2 separate regions of the Homo sapiens genome follow, and region 1 is linked to region 2. A link is a loop called in an ENCODE intact Hi-C map of the cell type or tissue named here. Cell type or tissue: GM12878. All regions are shown on one strand. Links, peaks and the distances in the headings refer to the core of each region. The heading gives the core; the rest is flanking DNA. Region 1 overlaps LOC105377114 (a long non-coding RNA gene). Region 2 overlaps FHIT (fragile histidine triad diadenosine triphosphatase).

Region 1 (9,722 bases), core at 2,411-7,410, 630 kb before region 2:
CTTTGATAGTAGCAAATTTGATTTGGGAAATCAATAAGTCAGTTTTTAACATTTTTAAGTCATATTGGTGAATGTATATTTATAAAAGTCAGGGAATGACCATCTCCAATGTTCTAAAAGAAAGAATTAATTTTCCTTTCGCTGGAGTGATACACATGAAGTGGAAAAAGAAGAGTTTAAATAAGTAATTACTCACTAAATAAAACTCTGTAAGTAGAGTGTTTACCCTGTGGTTCTCTGAGTTCTGTTTGATTATAAGTGTAAGATTTTGATATTTTCAAAAATTAGTAATGTGATTCATAGTCAAAATTAAGGGTCACACATTTGCCTTAGGAGGAGCGAAAGGGCATGTGGCATGTGTTAGCATTATGTTAGAAGTCACTGGTGAAACTATGTTCGACCTATGAATAGCTACTGTATTATTCTCTTATTGGAAGAGCATCAGAAAAATCAAATAGTGATCAAAATAGAAATAGTGGAAATAGTTATAGATATGGATAGCTCTCTGCTTCCAGGATGTGATGATGATCTTTACATGGAAAAAATCTAGTAGTTTACGACTCAGTACCTCTATTTGTCTATTAGAAGCTATGTGGAATAAGATGGCATACTTCATGCTCTTCTTATCTCATTTTTAACTTAGATAAAAGCCAAGTTAAACATTTGAAAAATTCAACTATTTTCTTCAATTTTTGCATTGGCTTAACAAAAAGTGAAATAGAGTAAAAACCTCCTTTCTACCCTTGTCACCCACGGATCCAGTTTTCCCCCTGCCCACCAGAAAACACACATTTTTGGGGTGTCTTTCTAGAGTTTCTTTATGCATGTGTACAAGCAAATATAAATGTATACTCATTTACTCCCCCTTTTCCATATAATGGTAGTATATCATACATAATATTCTGTACTGTGCTTTTCTCACTTAGAAATATATCCAGGAATTTTTTCAAGCTGCATATTATTTCCTTATATGGAATACCATGAACCATAATTTATATAACCAATCCTATACTGATGGACATTTAGATTTTAAAAAATCTTTTCCTATTAAAATTAATGCTGCAATGAATAGGCTTATACATAAATCAATTATCTCTAGGATAAATTCCCACAGGTGAAATTGCTAGATCAAGCAGCATTTGCATTTGTAAGTTGTTAGATATTGCTAAATTGTCCTCTATTGGCAAGCCCAGATATTTCAAAAGTATTTATTTCTGGAGCCCTATAGGTCTCCAGTGTTCAACTTGCTGCAAAAATTTGTCTTTATTGGACCAGAGGAAGGAGGAAGATAGGTAACATTTTGTGAAATTATTTTTATAAGTAACTTCAAATTCTTTATGAAACAAAGAAAAAATATAAGAAGAGAGAAAACATTCAAGCATTACTATGTATGATGTATTATTCTCGGCTATTTGTGTAGATGAATCCTCACCACCAGTCTGTGAAGTTAGTTTCGTTTTTCTTATCAAAGATGAAAAACTAATTCTCAGAAAGATTACATATTTCATCCAAGATTGTGCTAATGGTTGTTCAACAGGATCTAGAAGCTTTTTTTTCTTCTTTCTTTTTTTCTTTTTCTTTTTTTTTTTTTGAGACGGAGTTTCGCTCTTATTGCCCAGGCTGGAGTGCAATGGTGCGATCTTGGCTCACTGCAACCTCCGCCTCCCAGGTTCAAGTGATTCTCCTGCCTCAGCCTCCCGAGTAGCTGGGGTTACAGGCATGCGCCACCATGCCTGGCTAATTTTGTATTTTTAGTAGAGATGGGGTTTCTCCATGTTGGTCAGGCTGGTCTCGAACTCACGACCTCAGGTTATCCGCCCACCTTGGCCTCCCAAAGTGCTGGGATTGCAGGTGTGAACCACTGTGCCTGGCTTGCTTGCTTTCTTTCTTTTTCCTTCTTTCTTTCTTTCTTTCTTTCTTTCTTTCTTTCTTTCTTTCTTTCTTTCTTTCTTTCTTTTGTTATACTTTAAGTTCTAGGGTACATGTACACAATGTGCGGGTTTGTTACATAGGTATACATGTGCCATGTTGGTTTGCTGCACCCATCAACTCGTCATTTACATTAGGTATTTCTCCTAATGCTATTCCTCCTCCAGCTCCCCACCCATTGACAGGCCCCGGTGTGTGATGTTCCCTGCCCTGTGTCCAAGTGTTCTCATTGTTCAATTCCCACCTATGAGTGAGAACACGTGGTGTTTGGTTTTCTGTCCTTGTGATAGTTTGCTGAGAATGATGGTTTCCAGCTTCATCCATGTCCCTACAAAGGACATGAACTCATCATTTTTTATGGCTGCATAGTATTCCATGGTGTGTATGTCCCACATTTTCTTAATCCAGTCTATCATAGATGGACATTTGGGTTGGTTCCAAGTCTTTGCTATTGTGAATAGTGCCACATTAAACATACATGTGCATGTGTCTTTATAGTAGCATGATTTATAATCCTTTAGGTATATACCCAGTAATGGGATGGCTGGGTCAAATGGTATTTCTAGTTCTAGATCCTAGAGGAATCGCCACACTGTCTTCCACAATGATTAAAAGCATTCCTATTTCTCCACATCGTCTCCAGCATCTGTTGTTTCCTGACTTTTTAATGATCGCCATTCTTACTGGCATGAGATGGTATCTCATTGTGGTTTTGATTTGCATTTCTCTTATGACCAGGGATGATGAACATTTTTTCATGTGTCTGTGGGCTGCATAAATGTCTTCTTTTGAGGAATGTCTGTTCATGTCTTTTGCCCACTTTTTGATGGGGTTGTCTTTTTCTTGTAAATTTGTTTAAGTTCTTTGTAGATTCTGGATATTAGCCATTCGTCAGATGCGTAGATTTGGACTTCTTTCTTTCTTTTTTTTTCTTTTCTTTTTTCTTTCTTTCTTTCTTTTTTTTTTGTTGAGACGGAATCTTGCTCTGTTGCCCAGGCTGGAGTGCAGTGGCGCGATCTTGGCTCACTGCAAACTCCGCCTCCCAGGTTCACGCCATTCTCCTGCCTCAGCCTCCCGAGTAGCTGGGACTACAGGTGCCCGCCACCATGCCTGGCTAATCTTTTGTATTTTTTTTTTTAGTGGAGACAGGGTTTCACCGTGTTAGCCAGGATGGTCTCAATCTCCTGACCTCGTGATCCGCCTGCCTCAGCCTCCCAAAGTGCTAGGATTACAGGTATGAGCCACCGTGCCCGGCCGGCCTTCCTCTTTATTAAGAAGAGGGACATGTTCGTATCTGGGGAGATTCTATCTCTTATGACAGGCTCCTCTGCCCTGCGATGGTAAATCCATCTCTTGTGTTGGTATGAACTGCTAGGAACATATATGATGACCATTGGGTTCTGAATCACCCAAAACTTGGCTGAACTCACTGTCGGAAGATAGCACAGAGTTTAATTCTCTGGAATAGATAGTTTTAATACTTCTGTAGAAAATCTTATAATAGCATTTTCATTTATACAGTCTAAGATAAGGCAATCAGATCTTTTGCTTGAGGATATAAATTAATTGCTGGCAGAAGTCAGTCAAGAGGAAGACTATATGTTTTGACTAGGGTACAGTGAGCAAGAAGAAGTCGTAATTGAGGCAGGCCACAGATTTCTAGATGACCTGAGGCAAGGCATTTGGCCATGACTGTTTTCAGCACTCTGTCTCCAAAATGGAAGGTCCTTATAGATAACACTGATCACTAACAACATACTTGGCATAGAATTAGTCATGATTGATGATGCAGCATGTAATATGAAATGGATAAGAGAACAGACTTTTTAGCCAAATAAACCTACATTTGAATGTTTTTTCTGTTCTTTACTGGGTGTGTGACATTGGGAACTTTAGTATTTTTTCTAAGTCTTTCTTTCTTTGTCTGAAAAATGAGGATAACAGTCGTACCCACCTCATAGGGTTGTTGTGAAAATTAAGTGAGATTACATGGATAAAATGCTTAGTAAAGCGCCTGGAACATAATAAGTACTCATTAAATGATAGCTGCTCTTATTATTTCATGTTAATACTCATGTTTTCTATTCTGAGATCTCTTTACTCCGGACTGTGGGGCGGATTTCTGTACTGTGAGAACCAACTTTGTGTGTTTAATATGGCTGTATGCTCAGCTAAATTAAAACACAGAGGTAAAGCTCTACCTGACCTTGTCGGTGATTAGCTTTTGCCTTTCCATGCATGAAATTTGATTATCTTTATCATTGTCTTAGCTTGTGTTACCTACGTATCATAAAATTATCCCAACATTTTAATATCCTGTCACAAACATTTATCTTTTTGACCTTCAATGGAATTGTGGTAAGTCTGTCTGCTCCTGAATGCATCTATCTATCTCATGTAATGTGAAATTACCAGTGCTGAAGTTTAATACTTATACCTTGGTCACTTAGATGCCGTGAGCTTTGATTCATCCTTGCCACTAGATGGCACTATAATAGAACACATTCATCATAGTTGTGCTTTATTGTCTGGGCAGACATGCCATAGAAATAGGAGCTAAGGAGGTGTAGCCTCCACGTATGAAAATGAAGATGAGAGGGCTTTGACATAGGGACATTTCGTAAATAGGAGAGTTTAGTGTTTGAGTTTTATGTGGTTTGGGTTCCTCCAAACCACATAAAACACATAAAATGATCTCCAAACCACATAAAATGATTTTGAGGATAGGAATAAGGGAGCAAGAAGAACAAGACTGGAAAGGAAGAAATGGAGAAACATGAGGATAATGTTTCAAGACTACTGCTGTGGGCAACAGGGCTTAATTCTACAGGAGCATCCTAAGAAGCATGAAGGATGCCTCCCAGAATTGTCCACACAATTGTGGGGCGGCAAGAGTGCTTATTCATTAGCTCCTGTCCATTGGTTAAGGTTGCTCCCTGTTCTTTCGCTGCACATATGTATAAGCCAAAAAACTCCTGCTGGAATCCAACATGGCCATGGGGCAGAAAGTAAAGATTCTCAGTGTGGCCTAGAGATAAGACGTCATCAGGTGAAGCAGATCTGAGAATGCATTCAATTATCTATTCCAACCTGGTTAAAATCAGATATAAGGCTGGGTAGATGTGACTCAGGGCACCAGATGTATCTACTACAGCGACCTAATAAATCATGTAGTCTGTAAATTCTTCCAGTTGAAATAAACAAAGAATCTTAATGAACCACCTGCATCTCCAAATCCTTGGGGGCTACCCAATGGGTATTCCAGCAAAAGTTTAATGAATAAAAACATAAAAGATTATGAAATTCAGAGAAGGAGATATCTTGCCTTTTATATCCTAGTAGGAAAAGTTTCTCAAATCCTTTTATTGTTGTGTACTAGAATATAGAAACAGGAAGTGTTTGTTATTGTAGAAGCAGGAGGAGTTTACCAATCGGAAAAATCTGGGTTGGGCGGTATGTAGTGAGGGAATTGTAGTGGACTGGGGCTCAAGACAGTTTAGGATCTAGCTGTGATAACTGTCTAGCTGTGATGTTGGATGAATTACTTAGGTCACCCTAAGCTGAAATTGTGGGACCTCAGTGTCTTTATCTGTAGAAGATTGTATATATAATATATATAATTATTTTATATATATATATGTTGGCTGAGTTCAATCATCTTTAAGATTTCTTCTAGTCCTAAGATGCTATGAAAATTATACATGTAGAAAAATAGGTGACTTTTGTGAGTGGGCATATTATACTGATATGTGTATTCATGTTTGCATACGTGATATGATGAGTTTTTCAACATTGGAATTGATTATCTACTTGACACTGTGAAAATATCCTTGATCTTTAAAAATTGAAAAGTTTCGTTGGATTCAGAATGATGTGCCAGATAATATTCAAGTACATACAAGAAATACTAGTTCTAAAGCATTCACAGGTAATATAAATGAAACCCTGTTTTCTTTTATTGGTTAGTTATATAACATTCTTCAGTTTTACAAATTAAGTAATTATTTAATAGTTATTTTAATCGAAGCAGGGAGAAGGTGCAATCATCTTTAGAGGTGGAAAATCACGTAATTTATTGCACATACTGGACACTTTTGAGAGTGAAAGGGGGCACCAGTTATAATTAGTAATTATTTTGGGATAAGAGATATAACTCAGAACCACCCCAGGCAAACTGGGACAGAATATTGCCTTATTTGAAGGTTGATTTCAACTTCCTTATTGGCTAAGAAAGTAGTAGGATAAATTTAATCCAAATTCCCTAGAATTAGACAGACCCTCCACTGAGACCAAATATAAAATCTCAGTAAAATACAAAATAAAAGCTGTTTGAAGCCATCAGACAATAACCAAGGTAACTGAAAGTTGAGAGGCCAGGATCTCAAAGAAAAAGGAAAAACAGAGGGCGAGTCCTGAATTTGCTAATGCTTTTGCCCTTAGAATCTTTGCTAATTTGCCTTGTGGGACATAGAGGCTGAAGAGAAATCAGAGGTCTAGAGTTTGCAGCAGTATCACTAAGATGAGACCAAAATTGAACTTCAGGGCTAGTTAAGTACCCAGAACTTAAGGGCATCAAAATCCTGAAGAAATGGGAACTTCAGAGAAGTGATCCTAGCTTTTGCTATACCATTTCCCTTCAAGTCGTTAGCGAATTCTTAAACTGGGCATGTGTGGAGCGAGAGGCTAAGAAACCCAGAAAAAAAAAGTAGTTGCCTTTTAGCTAAAAAACTAATCAGAGCTCTTGGCAGTCTCACAGTGCTGGGGAGAAACAAAAATTATAATTTAGAACCTGCCAAGGATCTCAGTAAATTCCCCAGGCTTTTAAATGAGACCTCTGAAGTGTTATGACTGATGATAGGGATAAATCAGTAATAGATCAGCCCTCACAAAGTCTTAAAAATAGTCTCCAATTATTTCAGTCTCTGATTGGATCAGGATTTCCTGCCTTTTAGGCAGAAGAAAATAAAATCTTCTCTGGAGAAATATAATATCATCCAGAGTCTCTACAATCATTCATGTGTAATGTCAGCCTTCAATCTAAAATTATCAGGTTTGCCAGGGAACTTGACCAAATGACAAAAGCTAAAAGGAAAAAAAATCAGCAATAGGTCTACAGGTGATGTGGATATTGAGGTTATTTAACTAACTATAATTAATAGATTTAAAAAGTAGATTCTAAAAATAGAGACTATCACTAGAAAATTAGAATCTATAAAAGCATAGTCAAATGGAAATTCTAGAGCTGAGAGGATTAAGAAGTAAAAAAATGAGTTTAACTGCAGATTAGAGAACAGAATAGAGAATTAGTAAGCTGAAAGTAGATAAGTAGAAAATGTTAAGTTTGAAGTGCAGAGAAGGAAAATTAATGGAAAATCTAGATAGTAGCATAGGGTACATATAAAAATTGGCACAAGTGTTGAATATATGTTTATTTGAAGCTCCAGAAGGGGAGGAGAGGGAAATGGAGGAGAAGAAATATTTGAAGATATGCTGGTCAAATAATTTCAAAAACAAGTGAAGGATCTCAAACTGCAGGTTCATGAAAGTCTACAAACCCCAAACAGAATAAATACAAAATATCACGGCAAATAGAGCTAAAAACTCATAAGTAGAAAATCTGAGTCATATTTAGAGAAAACAAGACAAATCATCTTTAAAAGAGTTACAATAAACTGACAGTTTTCCTTTCAAAAGAAATATCCTTCAATGAAGGATGAAACAGATACATGAAAATGAAATGAAAATATTCATTTGAATATCCTTAAATGAAGAAATATATCAAATGAAGAAATAAACAAATGAAGAGGAAATAAACTCACTTTCATATCCAAGTAAAACAGAAGAGAAATTGTTGCCAGAAAATGCATGTTAAAATTAAGCACAAGGGGAGTTATTCATCAGGAAGTTAATGGTCTTAGATGGAAGCGTAGAAATGCAGGAAGAAGTGAAGAGCAATGGGAAAGACAAATATGTGGGTAAGTTTAAATAAACACTGACTCTTTAAAAATAACAATAATAATGTCTAGTGGTTTGAAACTATATGTAGAATTAAAACCCATGACAACAACAGCATGGAAGGCAGGAAGGGAGTGAATGGAGTTGATTCTTGCATTATCTGGGAAGTGGTACATTTTCTGATCTAAGGTAGATTGATAACTGGATGTATGTTACTAAATGAACAAAAAAGAAAGTATGACTAATAATGTAATAAAAAGGAGAAAATGTAATGATAAAATAATTACTTGATTAATAAAATAGAATGCAAGACAGGAGAAAAAAGGAACAAAAAAGAGATGAGATAAATAGAAAACAATGTGGTAATCTGGTTTGATATATGGAAGAAGAAAGGACATTATAGTGGAAAAACTGCAGAAGTCCAAATCAAGCCTGAAGTTTAGTATAGTAGTATTGAGTGTTTAGTACCTATGTGGGTTTCTAAGTTTTAACACATGTACTGTGATAATGTAAAATGTTAAAATTAACTGAAAGTGACTGAGGGATATATAGGAATGCCTTGTACTATCTTTACAATTTTTCCGTACATCTAAAATTATTTCTTCCAAAAAGTTTATGAGAAATAAAAGGAAAAGGTGATAACTCTAGAAAAGTGGGCAAAATCTTGAGAATGACGTAAAAAATGTAATATTCAGATGCCCAATACAGATAAATAAAAGATGGTCACCTTCATTAAATATGAGAAAAATGCAATTTTTAAAAATTGTTTATTTTATTTTTATTTTTATTTTAATGGAGTCTCATTCTGTTGCCCAGGCTGGAGTGCAGTGGCACGATCTCAGCTCACTGCAACCTCCCCATCCCGGGTTCAAGTGATTCTCCTGCCTCAGCCTCCTGAGTAGCTGGGATTACAGGTGCATGCCACCACACCTGGCTAATTTTTGTATTTTAGTAGAGACAAGGTTTCACCATGTTGGCCAGGCTGGTCTTGAACTACTGACTTCAGGTGATCCACCCACCCCTGCCTCCCAAAGTGCTGGGATTACAGGCGTGAGCCACCACACCCAGCCAAAAAATGCAAATTAAAGCCTCAATGCATCATGACCACACATCCTCCATCATGGCTTATGTGAAAAAGACAGAATACCAAGATTGTTGAGGATGTTGAATGACTGGAACTCATACACCACTGGTGGGAGTGTAAATTTACAAGATCATTGTATTAAAATTTTCCTTGGCAGTGTTAACTAAAGCTAAACATAATGCCTACACTATCATCCAGAAATCCTGATCTAAGTACACATGTGCTAAAAAATGTGGACAAGAGCCAGGTGTGGTGGCTTATGCCTGTAATCCCAGCACTTTGGGAAGCTGAGGTGGGCAGATTGAGCTCTGAAGTTCGAGACCAGCCTGGGCAACATAGTGAAACCTCGTCTCTACTAAAACAAAAAATTAGCCAGGCAGTGGTGGTGCACGCCTGTAAACTCAGCCTCTAGGCTGAGGCACTAGAATCACTTGAACCCAGGAGGCAGAGGTTCCAGTGAGCTGAGTTCGTGCCACTGCACTCCAGGCTGGGCAACAGAGCAAGACTGTCTCAAAAAAAAAAAAAAATCAACAGCAACAAAAAACTGGACAAGAATGTTCAGTATCACTTTACTCTTAATAGCCCCAAACTGAAACAACCCAAATGTCCCTAGATGGGTAAATAATTTGTGACATTGGCATACAATAGAATATTATAAATTAACTTTTTAAAAAGCAACTACTGTACAAACAAAATTATGGATGAATCTTACAGACATAATGTTGAGGGGAACATCTAGAAAGAAAAGAAGTAC
Region 2 (9,722 bases), core at 2,450-7,449:
GAAAGGCAAGCAGGAAGGAAGGAAAAAAGGAAAGCAGGAAGGAAGGAAGGGAAAAGAAAAAAAGAAAGAAGCCTGCATAATTCATTCCAGCTCCCACGTTTCTCTGCTTCCCATTTACAGCAAAGAACATCAGAGGAGTTGCCTGCACATGTTCTCTCCATCCCACTTTCATCCCCACCGCTTCTCAGAATGCACTTGTCTGGGTCATCCATGGCCCCTTGGTTGCCAAATCCATTTTTCTACTCAGTTCTATTCTTACTTGATCTATCAGCAGTACATGATACAGTTGATCACTTCCTCCTTCGTGACATACTTTTTTTTCAGTTGGCTTTGGGGACACCACACCCTCTTGGTTTCCCACTTAACCACACTGGCCTTTTTGGTCTCCTTGCTGGTCATCATCCTCTTTCTGATCTGTCAATCTGTAATGACTCAGGGCTCCATCCTTAAAAACTTGTCTCTTAATGCTCTCCTCACTTCCTAGAAAATCTCATCCACTGTCAAGGTTAAATACTGATGTTTTCGAAATCTCTATCTCTAGCTTAGACCTCTTCTTTCAACTCTAGACTTCGGTTACACATCCCATGCCTACTCATGTTCCCTTGGATATTTAAATGGCATATCAAATATAAATGCTACAACCCTGGTCTAAGTCACCATCTTTGCTCTAGACTTTTGCGTAAGTGTTCTCTATTTCTATCCTTGCCACCTTATTTGCAACACAGTAGCCAGAATGAGCCCCTTGAACCTAAATCAATTCCTATCACTGTTCTACTCAAAACCATAAAAACTTATTGTCTCAAAATAGAAGCCAAAGTTCTTGAGGCTATTCATCTTGTCCCTGCCGTCTCCCTGATTGCATAGGCTGCCAATGTCCTCCTTACTTCCTCTGCTACAGTGGCACTGGCCTTCTACTGGTACTCAAAAGTGCCACCCACACCTCGTCATCTCATGATTTCCGCCCCCAGAACACACTTGCCCTGGACATCGCCGTAGCTTGCTTCATCTTTTCCTTTAGATCTCTGCTCAGATTATCACCTTTTAAGAAAGGCCTACTCTGTCTTTTATAAATCAGCAGTCCTCTTGCTGATCTCCCACTCTCTATTCCTGTTAACCATTTCTTATAAGCACATAAGATATCATTGAGTTGTTTATTTTCTGATTCTCCCCCAGAATGTAAGCTCCAAGAGAGTAGGCATTTTGTTTTGGTCTCTGCTCTATGTCTAGTTCATAAAATAGTGCCTTGCAAGTAGTAGGCACTCAATAAACATTGATTGAATAAATGAAACATGGAATGAGAAATGTACATCTAAATTTTTAAGCGACAGCTCTAACAATTGGCCTGAAATCAAATACTGATGACCACTAATGCTTATTTTATTTTCTGAATCCGCACGCCCATGATTTTGGCATTTTACCTCTTTGGTGAATTTGTTGCTTCTCCTAAAAAGGTAAAAGGGTGTAAGATTTCCTTGATAACCTTTTGAGTTATATGAACTCAAGCTAAACAGAATGTTACTCAAGGATCACAGTAACTGAACGTGTCAAAATAGTATCTTGCTTCTCTCTTCCTGTATCAGTCAGCCCCACAGGAAACAGATGGCATCCATACATTGGGTAATTTGACTAGAGTTTAACAAAGGTAGCATTTTCAAACTACAAGACAGAGTGCAGTACCTTGGGGCTAGCTGCAGCGTTTTCTGATGCTACTCAACTCCTGAAGGGTAAAGGGGAGGAAAGAGGCATAGGAGAGGGAAGGTTATTGGGACCTGAGGGAGAGCTGTGTGACAGGCCCCTTGGCAGAGGCCACCTGAAGGACCAGCAGCCCTGGGTGGTGGGATACAACCAACCTGTGAGAAACTCTGCTTGGAGGTGACAGGGTGCTGAGGGACTAATATCCTAAGTTCTTTCTCCTCCCTTCTGATCTCTGGCTGGGGTTTCCCATTGACCAAACTAACTGGAAGCTAGAGAGCCCTGGGCCGTAGTCCATGTAAGCCAGCCTCTGAGGCAGGCAACAGGCGAGGAAAGGGTGGAGGGCAGATCCAGAGGGTAATGGCAGGCATCCAGCAGGACGTCCAAGTGCTATCTTCCAAACTCTAGACTAGTCTTCCACTTCTATGCGAGTGTCGTGTCATCCATTCTTCACATGGCAGCCAAAATAAAACCACCAATCTGTTCATGTTGTTCCCTTGTTGAAGACTGAATCATTCAACAGCTTTCTCTTGTGCTTACAATTAATTCCAAACGCACTCTAGTGGTATACCAGACCCATGAGGGGCTGGCTGGTTTCTACTCACCTCTTCCCTGAAGCTTATACTACACATGTCCACCCTGGTCACTGCACCAACTCAAGGGGCTGCCACTTCCCAGGAAGAGCTAAGTTCAGTGTCCTCACCGGCTCTTAGCATACTCTTATCTCTCTGCCTGCAGCACCCTTTCTTCAACCCTCGACATGCTTGACTCATTTAGACACAATCACCTAAGGAGGCCCTTCCTGTCCTCTTTGCCTAAAGGAAGTTTTCCATTCATTCTCTATCAGAAAATATTTCCTTCACAGCATTTATCACAAACCATAAATGGCTTCTCTTTCTTTCTCTGTTGCCATTGCTTTGTTCAATCTGAACTGTAAACAAAACAAAGTCAGTTGCTTCTTGTTCACTCTCTGATCTTCAGAATTCAGAACAATGTCTGGCCCAGGTGGTTTCTCAATAAATATTGGGTGATTGAGTAAAGGAACATTATTTTCAATGAAAATATCTTCCCATTTATGCAATAGTGAAAAAATAGCTTACTTGAAGTTTATCTCCAATGTATCTAAATTTCTATCTCTTTAGTATTTGGGAGATCTCAAATATATTAATAACACATACTTGAATAAAATATACTTACTAATGACAGAGTTGATTTTCTACAGCTCTGGCTGATTTTTTTTTGCTGTTGTTTGTTTGTTTTGTTTTTGTTTTTCTTTTTTTGTGGTTGGTCTTGTATGCCTTTAACAAAAATTAAGCTAACAAATGAACAATGCCCTTTCCCCAGTCCATAGTTTCACAGCAGAGCTAATTACATGCAGCTGACTTTTTGGGTGACTTATTGGAAGTTAGTGCTGTGTGGTCACAAGGTTTGTGCTATACAGACAAAAAGACCTGGCCAAACTCCAGTTAAGCCACTAATTGGCTGGGTAAGACTGTGACAAGTTATTCAGCTTTTCTGTTCCACATTTTCTTCCTCTATAAAAGCAAGGATAATGCGGCCTAATTCCTAGAGTTGTTTTAGGATCACAGGTGATAACATAGATCTTCTCTTTCCTCTGTGTCTTTCACTTTCTTTAGTGACAGACATCTGCTCAAATCCTCCTTTTTTCCTCTCCGGCTGCTTCTTCATCAATACCGTCTCCCCAACCCATTTTATTAGTCTTTGAATCTCATGTCCATATTCTGAGAATCTTGCTGGAAGGCTTTCCTGTCCACACTTCCTTTATAATGTTGAATTTGCTCTCTGGTGGAAGCAGCCTGGAGCTTGATCATGCCCATGACGAATTGCAGACTCATCAGGCTTTTCGTTTGGCATCGTATTTGCCAGACAAATGTAGACAGCACTTTTGTGTGGTGAAGCACTTTGTTAGTACTTCGAGCTTCTAAGGGACAATGTGAGTTGGAAAAAAAAGGCATTGAAACCTTGTACAATACTCACCCCATTACACAAGAAAAACCAAATGAGTTTATCTGACAAAAAGGTGTGGGTATGTGTTTGATAGAAGAAGCCCAAGCCACAAGGTGCTCTCTCTACAGAGAATCAAGATGCATTGAAGTTTTTTGTCTTTTGTTTACTTCTTTTTAGTGAAATTTAACTAATACACTTTGAATGCATTCTCTGTGCCAGGTATTTTCTTTATTCTTTTAGATGAACTTGGAACGGTGAAGGTTACAAAGTAAAAATATTTAGGAGTAAGTGGCTTTTACAAGATTTGACCAAAGAACAGAATGCTTTGCTGACACTTTGGAAATGTAAGGGTGGTGTATGTTTAATCGGGAAATACTCAGTTTCTAATGCATGCAATGTTTGTCTGGAACCTTTTTCCTTAAATGATTCAAATCAGTTCCATTCAAACCTGTGTACTTAGCACTCTTGATAGGTACTGAATAAAACAAAGATACAGTCCCTCCTTGCTGGGACTTCAGAGTCTGGCTCATTGTTCCTTAACTTATTTAACCAATGTCTCTAAATTTCTAAATATAAATATCTCAGGCCCTCTTTACATGTTATTTGAAACTTTAAATAAGCTAAATTAAAGATAATTAAGTTAAAGCCCTGCTTTATTTTTGTTACCTATAACTTATACATTTATTTATGGCTCTCTGAAATACTGATGTGACTGATGATGTGAAATAGCAAACACTTGCTGATAAATGGCACAAGCTTGTCATTTATCAGTCAGCTTCATGTTTTGTAGAAACCAGAGGTTGCAAATTAGTGGTTCCATGGGTCCAATGCAGATCACAGAGTCATTGTCATCCTAAGTGAGCCAACATTTGAAGTTGAGATATTATCCATAGAATGCAGATTTTCGACTTATCTTAAAACATTGGAAGATCGGGTAGCTATGGGCCTGCATTCCCACCTGACAGCAATGGGATGGGACTGACTGGCTGCTGCCCCCTTCAGGGAGGACGTGTTCTCTTCTGTTGTCATGTCCTCATCACTCATCCAGTAAACACACATGCCTGAAAATTGGCCTGCAGCATGCAACTAACTTTCCTGACTGCTGGAAAACACTTGAGTTTGAGAGTCCTGGTAGATTCCAGGGAGAGGAGATTGGAGTATTTTCAGAATACAGAGTAGATGGACCTTGAGGTATTGGTAGGATTTATATACTTGAAGAAGTGCTGAGAGGAGGTCATGCCAGAAAGGAGAATAACTTTGATGCTGAATCCCACCAGGTTTTTCTCTAATAATATTTAAATTGCTGAAGGATGCAGATGATTTCCTTTTTTCTAATAAATGAAAGCATATTTAAGGTTAAGACTCTTACTCTCTTGCAACCTTGCAATCTAATATACTTTCTTGAGAGGAAGGAAAAATGGAGAAGTTATAGTTAGCAAGAGCTAGGAATGGGTATGACTAAGGTTCCAGCAATGGGACACTGTCAGGTTTATGAATTCTATGAATTCATCAGTTAAAATTGTGTGTGTGCCTATGAGTGTAGAAAGGGTAAATGTTGAAAACAACTGTGTTACGGCAGCAAAGATTCAGATTTGCCACAGAAAATAAGGCTGACATTACCACTGAGTATCTCCCAAAAGCTTCTCATCATAGTAGTTGAGCCAGTACTTTTTTTTTTTTGAGACAGAGTTTCACTCTTCTCACCCAGGCTGGAGTGCAGTGGCGCGATCTTAGCTCACCGCAACCTCTGCCTCCTGTGTTCAAGCCATTCTCCTGCTTCAGCCTCCCAAATAGCTGGGATTACAGGCATGTGCCACCACGCCCGGCTAATATAAAAAGAGTAAGAGATGATGAGTTTGACCAAGATACCTTTAAGAGTATGACTTCTGTCACCAAAGACACTCCATATCCTGCAGGATTTTTCTAAACCAGCCTCTACTCGTATGTGAGATTCCCCCTGTTGATATCACGCTTAAGATGATATCTCTGAAAAGCCACTATCAGGATAACATTGCATCAATGAGTAGTATCATCTTTACATTTAAGAGCTGGTTTTCATTTTTCAGGTTAACTGGCCTTTCACTAACAGGCAGGGGGCCGAGAAAGAGTGCAAAGTGGGTACAGTTTACTTTGTTTTGATATTATTGGAGAATATCAAATGAAGAAGTTTTCTTATCCTGGTAAGGCCAGATCCCTTGTATAGCTTGATGTTTCCTTGGTCTTCAGAAGACTACACCATAAGGATTTATTTTTGTTAAATTGAAAACAGATCTCCTCCCAAAGGAAAGGCCCTTTTATTGATCCTGACCTTTTCCTTTTGCTGGGAAAGGCTTGTTGAGTTGCCTTTTAAACAACCAGAAATCACTGCTTTTTTTTTTCCTTGTAATCTTTTATTTATCCTGTTCACAGGCCTTACATACTTAAAAATAAATTTCCTATGGAAATTGTAAAGCAGCCCTACTTAGTGAAGAGTTAAGGATAGAAAATCGTCTTAACAAATCACATGTATCATGTGTCAGAGGCAGGGCAGGCAGTTCAATACCTAATTGTCCCTGGCCTCACCCTCTTCAATTTTACTTTCTTCTTTTGTTTTCATCTGTATCTTGTGAGTTCCCACAAGAGGTACTTCAGAGTTTATTTTGTCTAGTAGTGTCATGAGAAAACTTAAAGCACTGACTTGGGATTATATTAGATTATTAGATGGAAGAATCAAGAAATTAATTTCCTTCAAGAGAAGAATGGCATGTCTGGCCAAACAGAATATTGCTTAATGTAATAGAACTCCCAAATGAAATTGGAGAGTGGATCGCTCCCTTACCTGGGGGATGTGAGATTATTGAATTCCAGATTTCTGTATAAATTAACATCCAAATGAGTGGATCCGCCCTCTGCTCTGCCAGCCATTTCTCTCCCTTTTTGTGATTGTTCTGGACATGAATGTTTCTGTTACCCGCCAGAGGGCTGCACATCTTCAGCCAGCTCTGCCAGAGAATAAAAGAATTAATGGATTGGAACCTAATCCATAACTCCCTAACTCCACAGCTTTATTTTTTTAATAGTTCATAAACTTCTTATTTTCCCCTTTAGCCTAGATTTCCTTTATGGTGAAGGAAAGGTTTGCCAGCCTTTGGATCTGCTTTATAAAAATGCTTTAAAAGACAATGCTGTGTTGTGTGAATGCCTGCAACTCACCTTCATGCAATATTCAAGAACTGTCCCAGAGTTTATGTCTGAATTTGTTCTGATGTAAGGAACCCTGGAGCCAACAACACAACTAGTTCCAGATGGGTTAAGTTTTGCATTCTTAAAGACTTAGTAGGCCAATAAATATTGCTTCTCTTAGGGCTGTCGAAAGTAATGTAATTGGGAGCACGACAGATGCCTAACGGGATACCTAGAGATCTCTATTTTGAAATTTCTAAAGTGACATAATACAGTTTGTATTTTTTTCAGAATAACTACATTAAATGTCTGTTTTTCAGAATGAAACTCTCTGTGGGATCTGTTTTGGCATCTTTCTCTTCTTCTGGGTGATAGAATTGGGAGATAAACCAGTGACTGATTTCTTAAAAAGTTAAGTTTTGAGAAACATATTTTATAGGACACACATGCCTTACACCAAGCGCTCCAACAGCAAACACTCATGATTGGATTTGGAAACAGCAGCATTTGCTGTCTGAAGGGGAAACCTACACAAGTGGAATGTATCCAGGGTTGTGGGTTCGAATTGTTCACAAAATAAAACGCAAAAAAGTAGCCATTGTTGAGAACTTGGAGAGGAGGTCTCACTTGGCACCCTTCACATGTCCTTTTCAATCAGAGAGGGACTGGCCAGCACCTACTGACCCCAGTCGCCTTCCAGTTTCCACTCCATGGCCCTGCTGCTGCACAGAAGCCTTAGTTTCATGAGCTCCCTGTGAAAAATCGAATGCACAATTGATTCTCCCCTTTCTGGAATTTCACGTGTTATCTGTTGGGAAATAAAAAATAAGTGCAAAAGCAAAGTATGTTGTGTAATTTGTGTAAGTTCTTCCTGAAGTATGCTTTCTTTTTGAGGTGACCTATTCATTCCTCTCCATGTGTTCCCCCACCCCCAGTGAAAACAACCTTTTATTTCCTGATTACTGATATGTGCCTTTGGGATAAACTAAAGAAGAGAGTAAGACTCACCTGAAATTTGAAGACTATGGAATACTAAAACTTTGCAAATTTCCCAACAAATGTCTCATTATGCGTGTACGTAGAAAAACACAAAATTTTATAAACATTTTACATAATATGTGTACTCTTCCACCTGCAGCTTTATAACCTAGTTTTTAAAACCAAATATCATCTTCCTATGTTGATAAATATACATCTACATCTTCCACTTAAAAGACTGCATAGTATTCTATTTTATAGGTGTACCACAACTTACTTAGCCTATCCCCTTTTGATGGGCATTTAGATTGTTTCTGGTTTTTTTATATTATAAAAAAACAATGAATAAGCATTCTCATCCATATACATTTATGAATTTCACAAGTTGTTTCCTTTGGATATAATCCTACGAATGAATTTTTTTTTCATAAAATACTACCATTAAAGATTTTGAGAAAGTTGCTACCCTGCCTTTCAGAGAGATACTGATTTCTACTTATCCCATCTGTGTATGAGCATCTCCAATTCCTTAAAATCTCACCAACAGTGGGTAGTATAAAGCTTTCTCAACCAAAAAGGGACAAAAATATTTGTTGTAATTTTTGTTTGAATTTCTTTGATTCATAGTGAGGTTGGACATTATGCCATCATTGGCATTCCTATTTCTTCTTTTGGAAATTATCTGTTCCTATCCTTTGCCCATATTTTGCTTTTTGGATTTTCCTTATTGCTTGCAATGGCTTTCTGTAAATACTGGATATATGTGATTCTCATAGAAGCATCTGGAAAGGATCTTGTAAAAAAAATATTTGAGAACAATGCAACATTAAAGTGAGAAAAATAATTTGGTGCTGTCTCACTCTAAGTATCCATTGAACACCTCTCTGTTCCTCAGTTTCCTCCTATATAAAATTAGAAAAGAGTAATCATCCATTTCTCAGATTTCTTCAGTTGTAATAAAGCCAGTAGTTATTAAAGTGAAGCATTTCACCCATGTTACTTCCACAGTAAACACTCTGGTGTCTTCTGTTGTTCTAACCACTCTCGACTTACCTGGTTGGTGAGAAAGGGTCCCACCCTAGGGTTAGAAAGATGACTGAACAACACTGGACCAGTGAGACAGCAGTTTGTTAGTCACATATACTCACAGCCCAGGGAGGAAGGACCCTGAGTGCCACACAGGTCCACGTGGGAGTTGCACTTGGGAACACAGTGAGCAATCAGGGGATGTGGGAAGAAGGCTTTAGTATTAAGAGGGGTGGGATTATCCCTGTTTCTATGGGAGGATGAAGTCGGCTTGTCTGAATAATTCTGCAGGCTGGCAGGAAACTGAAATCCACTACTCCGGAATAAGAGGAATAAGCAGGAACCATGCCTGGTTCACATGACAGGGAGGGTTGTTTGGCTGGGGGACTTTATTTGCAGGAGCAGAGCTGGGAGGTGTATTAGTCTGTTTTCACACTGCTGATAAAGATATATCGGAGACTGGGTGATTTACAAAAGAAAGAGGTTTATTGGACTTACTGTTCCACATGGCTGGAGAGACCTCATGATCATGGCTAAAGGCAAGGAGGAGCAAGTCACATCTTACATGGAGGGCAGCAGGCAAAGAGAGACCTTGTGCAGGGAAACTCCCATTTTAAAAACCATCAGATCTTGTGAGACTGATTCATGATCATGTGAACAGTGCAGGAAAGACTTGCTCCCATAATTCAATCACCTCCTGCTGGGTTCCTCCCACAACATGTGGGAATTGTGGGAGTTACAATTCAAGATAAGATTTGGGTGGAGGCACAGCCAAACCATGTCAGGAGGGGAACTTGTCATTAGGTCATTTGAGGCCCTCCTGAATTTCTCCATATGTCAAAGCAGCACAAAATATGGGGGCCTTGATTTTAGACCTTATACTGCAACTATTTCTG

The links. Hi-C counts contacts between places; a loop is a spot of excess contacts. Peaks named below come from ENCODE experiments on the same cell type or tissue, not always from the same donor. Only the 100,000 strongest peaks of a DNase experiment are listed, where the experiment ranks them.
Region 1: a loop joins it to region 2, with 5 times the contacts of the local background. A loop is called at or near these places in 7 of 110 quality-filtered maps.

The regions. Positions count from the first base shown.
Region 1 is chr3:61,376,663-61,386,384 of GRCh38, reverse strand. All of the region lies in intron 3 of LOC105377114 (a long non-coding RNA gene), which reads left to right. Among named protein-coding and RNA genes, the nearest start is that of FHIT, 130 kb to the right of the region's middle. RefSeq lists a silencer at 4,462-4,531. In GM12878, for the core only: a CTCF peak has its summit at 4,409 (motif pointing right); a DNase peak (open chromatin) is centred at 4,454.
Region 2 is chr3:60,750,250-60,759,971 of GRCh38, reverse strand. The region is part of intron 4 of FHIT (fragile histidine triad diadenosine triphosphatase); the gene reads left to right. Among named protein-coding and RNA genes, the nearest start is that of MIR548BB, 140 kb to the right of the region's middle. In GM12878, for the core only: a CTCF peak has its summit at 4,645 (motif pointing left); no DNase peak of the experiment used is centred there.